Regions from separate parts of the Homo sapiens genome. Here region 1 is linked to region 2. A link is an interaction called in ENCODE POLR2A ChIA-PET data of the cell type or tissue named here. Cell type or tissue: CD4-positive, alpha-beta T cell. All regions are shown on one strand. Links, peaks and the distances in the headings refer to the core of each region. The heading gives the core; the rest is flanking DNA. Region 1 has its middle 31 kb from the start of TENT4B. Region 2 overlaps TENT4B (terminal nucleotidyltransferase 4B).

Region 1 (2,921 bases), core at 112-2,611, 75 kb after region 2:
TGGAAGTAACAGAAGACCAGGGGAGGAAAACTAGAGCATAAGAAATCCATGAAAAATTGAGACTTTCACTTTATACTCTTCTGAACTGTTATTTATTTATTTATTTATTTGAGACAGGGTCTCGCTCTGTCACCCAGGCTGGATCTGCAATGGTGTGATCATGGCTCACAGCAGCCTCCAATTCCTGGACCCAGGCAATCCTCCCACCTCAGCCTCTTGAGTAGCTGGGACTACAGGCAAGCACCACCACATCCAGCTACTTTTTTTTGTTGTTTTTTTGAGACGGAGTCTCGCTCTTTCGCCCAGGCTGGAGTGCAGTGGCACCATCTCGGCTCACTGCAAGCTCCACCTCCTGGGTTCACGCCATTCTCCTGCCTCAGCCTCCCAAGTAGCTGGGACTACAGGCGCCTGCCACCATGCCTGGCTAATTGTTTTTGTATTTTTAGTAGAGATGGGGTTTCACCGTGTTAGCCAGGATGGTCTCGATCTCCTGACCTCGTGATCTGCCCACCTCGGCTTCCCAAAGTGCTGGGATTACAGGCATGAGCCACTGCACCCAGCCACTTGTTTTTGTTTTTGTTTTCTTTTTTTTCATTTTTTTGTAGGGACGAGGTCTTGCTCTGTTGCCCAGGCTGGTCTCAAACTCCTAGGCAAGGAGGGAAAAATAAGGGAAAAGCTTGGCCCGCTTGTTTTGCATTTTACCTTGGAAAAGGCCCTCATGGCTTGGCTTGACACATGTCTGGAAAAAGAATTCCTAAAACAAAGGAAATTTTTTTAAAAGAGGAAAATAAGAATTTACCTTTCTGCTGCTTTTGTTGTTGTCATTTGTTTGTTTTGGGGGTTTTTTTTGAGATGGAGACTCACTCTGTCACCCAGGCTGGAGTACAGTGGCACAACCTCAACCCACTGCAACCTCTGTCTCTTGGGTTCGAACTATCCTCCTGTCTCAGCATCCTAAGTATCTGGGACTACAGGTGCATGCCACCATGCCCGATTAATTTTTTTGTATTTTCAGTAGAGACGAGGTTTCACCACGTTGGCCAGGCTGGTCTTGAGCTCCTGAACGCAAAAGATCGGCCTGCCTCAGCCTCCTAAAGTGCTGGGACTACAGGCGTGAGACACGGTGCCTGGCCCTTTTCTGCTTCTTTGTGATGTAGTCAAAACATAACGTGCTATTGACTCTGAAATTCTTTGTTTTTCTGGGGGAGGCCAAGGCAGGAGGGGCTCTGCAGGTACTGGATTACAGGTGTGAGCCACAGCACATGGCCTGAATTTCGTTTTTAATCTATAAATGTATCACTTAAACATGCACCCCCAAAACCAAATAGCTCCTATGACTTCCAATTTCAAGTAAAATCCCTTCTTCAGCACTTACTCCTTTACTTGGCGCTCTGCCTTCCCCATCCGGGAAACACCCTTGTCTGTTGCACCTGCCCCGTAATCCCCCTCCAGGATGTTTTGTGGTGAGCGCCTTCAACAAAAGAATAGCTACAGAATTAAATGTGTTTGGAACCACATGCACATCGTGCTTTGACTACCTCACAAAGGAGCAGAAAGGCAAATTCTGTTTCCAGTAATGTGCAAAGTCAAGCCACAAGGACCTTCTCTGAGGTAAAATGCAAAATGAAAGGGCCAAGCTTTTCCCTTATTGTGATTGTGTAACCAGCCTAACAGACATTTAATTTGAGAAAAAATTTGAATAATAATATGGAGTTACCCTGGAGTTTTGGGATGGTCTAAGAGTAAGCTTTGAAAAATGTGGCCAAAATGATTATAATCAGGGTGGGGGGAGCAATTTCTGTATTTATTTGGCTGACATGAAAAAAAAATCCAGCTGAAAATCTGCAGGCTGACAAATGGACAGAACCCATTACAGAGCAAGAAAAACTGAGTCAGAGAGGACAGGCTAGAGCTCTGGGAGGCCACACACCTTGTGCCAGAAATCGAAGCTGCCAAGCTTATCACTTACAAACCTTGTCATATCATGTTAGTGGGACGGTTTCAAATGGATAGCCCCTGATCTGTTTTGAAACTAGCCAATATAGCTGGGTGCGATGACTCACACCTGTAACCCCAGCACTTTGGGAGGCCAAGGCAGATGGATCACTTGAGGTCAGGAGAACGAGACCAGCCTGGACAACATGGTGAAACCCTGTCTCTACTAAAAATACAAAAGTTAGCCAGGTGTGGTGGTGGGCACCTATAATCTCAGCTACTCAGGAGGCTGAGGCTGGAGAATTGCTTGAACCTGGGAGGAGGAGGTTGCAGTGAGCCAAGATCGTGCTACTGCACTCCAGCCTGGGCGACAGAGCAAGACTCCATCTCCAAAAAAAAAAAGAAAAAAGAAAGAAACTAGCCAATATAACCAACTTAAAATATAATGGAAGTCATTTCTCTTAGGGCTATAGAGAATATGTGAGACACAGTGAGTGGACTGTTTCTTGTGATCACATCTTATTTACCTTCAGTAATTAGCAAGGGACTGTGACCACAGCAATACAAGATTATTGACCTGTTCAAAGTTCTAAAACAGGACCTGAAAAACACAACCATAATTAATGTTGAATGATTAATCAACATCTATGTGTTGATGGCTGAAAAACCTTGAGTTATAAGATATTATCTCTGTCTAGCTTTTTAAATCATAATTAGTTTTTTTTGTGTGTGTGTATGTGTCTGTAAGACATTACAATTTTGCCTAGCACAGTGGTGAGTCCCTATAGTTCCAGCCACTCAGGAGGCTGAGGCGAGAGGATTGCTTGAGTCCAGGAAGTTCAAGACCACCCTGGGCAACATAGTGAAACTCCATCTCAAAAAAACAAACAAAGCAGCTATAAAATATTGCAGTTTCTCACAGGTGACACTATGGCTACGTCTGCTTGATTATTCAATCTGTTCAAGCCGGACAAGTTGTCAACGTG
Region 2 (2,921 bases), core at 129-2,628:
GAACTCCTGAGCTCAAGAGATCCACCCACGTTGGCCTCCCAAAGTGCTAGGATTACAGTCATGGGCCACTGTGCCCGGCTTTTTTTTTTTTTTTTAATTATATTTTCTGTCACATATTACAGATACTGACTTTTGTGTGTTTATTTTGTAGCCAAGCAGGCAGTTTTCTTGCCCTACTACATTGGCTAGAATTACTAAAATAAGATCAAATAACATGGTGAGGGCAGGCATCCTGTCTTGTTACGGATTTAATGTGTTAAATCAAGTTTAGCCTAAAACTGTCTCCTTACATATTTTAAGTTTGACCTACAGGTTTTTCTGTCCATAATGAACTATAACCAAAATGGAGATGTAAACAGACTATAACCTGCTCTTGTGCCAATCACCGAGTTTTGGCCAATCAAAGGTGGCCAACTGTACAAACCTCAACTTGTGTTCAAATAAGGCAAATTCAGAGCTGTAACCAATCCGGCTGTTTCTGTACCTCACTTCCGTTTTCGGTACATCACTTTCCTCTTTCCATTCATAAATCTTTTTCCACGACATGGCTGTGCTGGAGTCTCTGAACCTACTCTGGCTCGGGAGGCTGCCCAATTTGCAAATCATTCTTTGCTCAATTAAACCATTAAATGGCATGGTGGCTCACGCCTGTAATCCCAGCACTTTCAGAGGCCCAGGCAGGCAGATTGCTTGAGCCCAGGAGTTCAAGACCAGACTGGGCAACATGGCAAAACCCCATGTCTACAAAAAATACAAAAATCACCCAGGCGTGGTGGTGCACACCTGTAGTCCCAGCTACGCAGGAGGCTGAGGCAGGAAAATCACTTGAACCCAGAAGGCGGAGGTTGCAGTGAGCTGTGCTTGCACCACTGCACTCCAGCCTGGGTGACAAAGCAAGACTCTGTCTCCAAAAAAAACTTAAATTTAATTTGGCTAAGGTTTTTCTTTTAACAAATGGGAAGTGTCTCTAGTGTTTCACATAATGTGTACTGGTTTGAAAGTACCACTCTTTATCAGCTCTTTAACAGGTTAAGGAAACACCTTTATATTCCAAGTTTACCAAAGGTTGTTGTACTCTGTTTTTTTTTTGTTTTTTGTTTTTTTTTTAGAGATGGGGTCTTGCTATCATCCCCAGGCTGGAAGGCAGTGGCACAATCACATCTCACTGCAGCATCAAGCTCCTGGGCTCAAGTGACTCTCCTGACTTAGCCTCCCAAGTAGCTGAGACTACAGGCATGTGCCCACATCCTGCTTAAAGTTGTACTATTTTTTTTTTTTTGAGACAGGGTTTCGTTCTGTTACCCACACTGGAATGCAGTGGCACAACCATAGCTCACTGCAGCCTTTACTTCCTGGGCTCAAGCAATCCCCCTGCCTCAGCCCCACTGTAGCTGGGACTACAGCTGCATGCCATCACACCCAGCTAATTTTTGTCTATTTTTTTTTTTTTTGTAGAGACAGGATTTCACCATGTTGCCCAGGCTGGTCTCAAACTCCTGGCTCAAGCGATCTGCCCGCCTTGGCCTCCCAAAGTGCTGGGATTACAGGCATGAGGCACTACCCCTGGCCAGTTGTACTCTTTTTAACAGACATATTTAAGATTTCACTCCATACTTTCAACAAGCATCTATTGTATTTTTTGCAGAATAAAGCAACATTGGTAGCTTCTTCCTTTCATGATGAAGGAGATGATGATGATGATGATGATGATGATGATGATGATGATAATGATAAACTAAAAGCTACTCTAAGTATATGGCTTCCCGGTAAACAAATTTCACAAACAAGGCACTCATACTGTGGTAACAACAAAAATGTTTTAAGTCAAACAAAAGCCCACTACTATAATAAATCTTTTTTTTCACACTCCTAATTAGGTAACTCTCTTAACCAAATAAATAGCAAACAAAACAAAATAAAAACAATACATCTAATACTGCCATTGGGCTGCCAACCAGCAGATCACAGGATGACATTTTCTGGATATGCACAAAACTGAAAACATTTCAGATATTTTCTATAATTCTTTGAGTATAAAAATTTTCTGGACTATGTACTGTTTCATCTTATCAAATCCCTCAGACCAAATTTATTTAGATACATATGTTGCATTTACCACCTAATTTCTCTTAAACTTTGCTGTCTACAGAAGTTATTAGCAGGCACATCTGTGTACAATATACTGTAAAGTTCTACATTGACTATTTCTTCCGCTCCAAAGCAGGGCCTGGGATGATTACCATTCCAAGAGTATTTCTACTATATCTATTGTAGACAACACAGAACTTTATCAAAATAATGCTTACTCATTAGCCCTGTAAAGGCCTCCCACTGAAGTTATCTTTATTCCTGAATACAGTATAAGATCTTTAAGACCTATGGACAAAATAAGAGATCTACTATATAGCTCACAAAATTGTAAAATTTATATGTATATTTTTTATACCTTTATACATTTACATGTCTTTTGGAAGATACTGTGAACACTGATAATTTTAAAGAGGCCTCATTTAGTTTCATTAATGAAAATGATATGCATAAGTACTGCACACTTTCCTCTTTACATGCTAAAACTTGAATAATGACAAAAATATGCTGTACACTAAGCCAGACATAATTTAAAGCCTCCTTTTGTTTTCATGACTCAGGACCATCATTAAACACACCCATAATTGTCCAGTATCATTCCAAGTAGCTTGGGGTCTAAATCTGGACTCTGCTATGGGCTCACTCTTCCTGCTTAATTCTGACTTCCTCCCCTTTCCTCTTTCAGTTTTCATTCCGCTTAACACAGTCATTAATAGAAAGTAAACTCACTGAGAGCCAAAGGATTTCTCCAAAAGAATCAAGTTCGTACTTTCAATGCTAGGCTTTCAAAGCTATATGATGAGATAAGAGTGCCTTCCACATTTCCTTAGCTG

What was found. Peaks named below come from ENCODE experiments on the same cell type or tissue, not always from the same donor. Only the 100,000 strongest peaks of a DNase experiment are listed, where the experiment ranks them.
Region 1: POLR2A ChIA-PET joins it to region 2 with 5 read pairs; 7 of 35 experiments call an interaction of 5 or more read pairs at or near these places.

The regions. Positions count from the first base shown.
Region 1 is chr16:50,120,509-50,123,429 of GRCh38, reverse strand. No RefSeq gene overlaps it. Among named protein-coding and RNA genes, the nearest start is that of TENT4B, 31 kb to the left of the region's middle. RefSeq lists an enhancer at 1-300 and silencers at 1,525-1,584, 1,875-1,964. In CD4-positive, alpha-beta T cell, for the core only: no CTCF peak of the experiment used is centred there; a DNase peak (open chromatin) is centred at 1,439.
Region 2 is chr16:50,195,294-50,198,214 of GRCh38, reverse strand. The region is part of intron 1 of TENT4B (terminal nucleotidyltransferase 4B); the gene reads right to left. Among named protein-coding and RNA genes, the nearest start is that of TENT4B, 43 kb to the right of the region's middle. In CD4-positive, alpha-beta T cell, for the core only: no CTCF peak of the experiment used is centred there; a DNase peak (open chromatin) is centred at 1,264.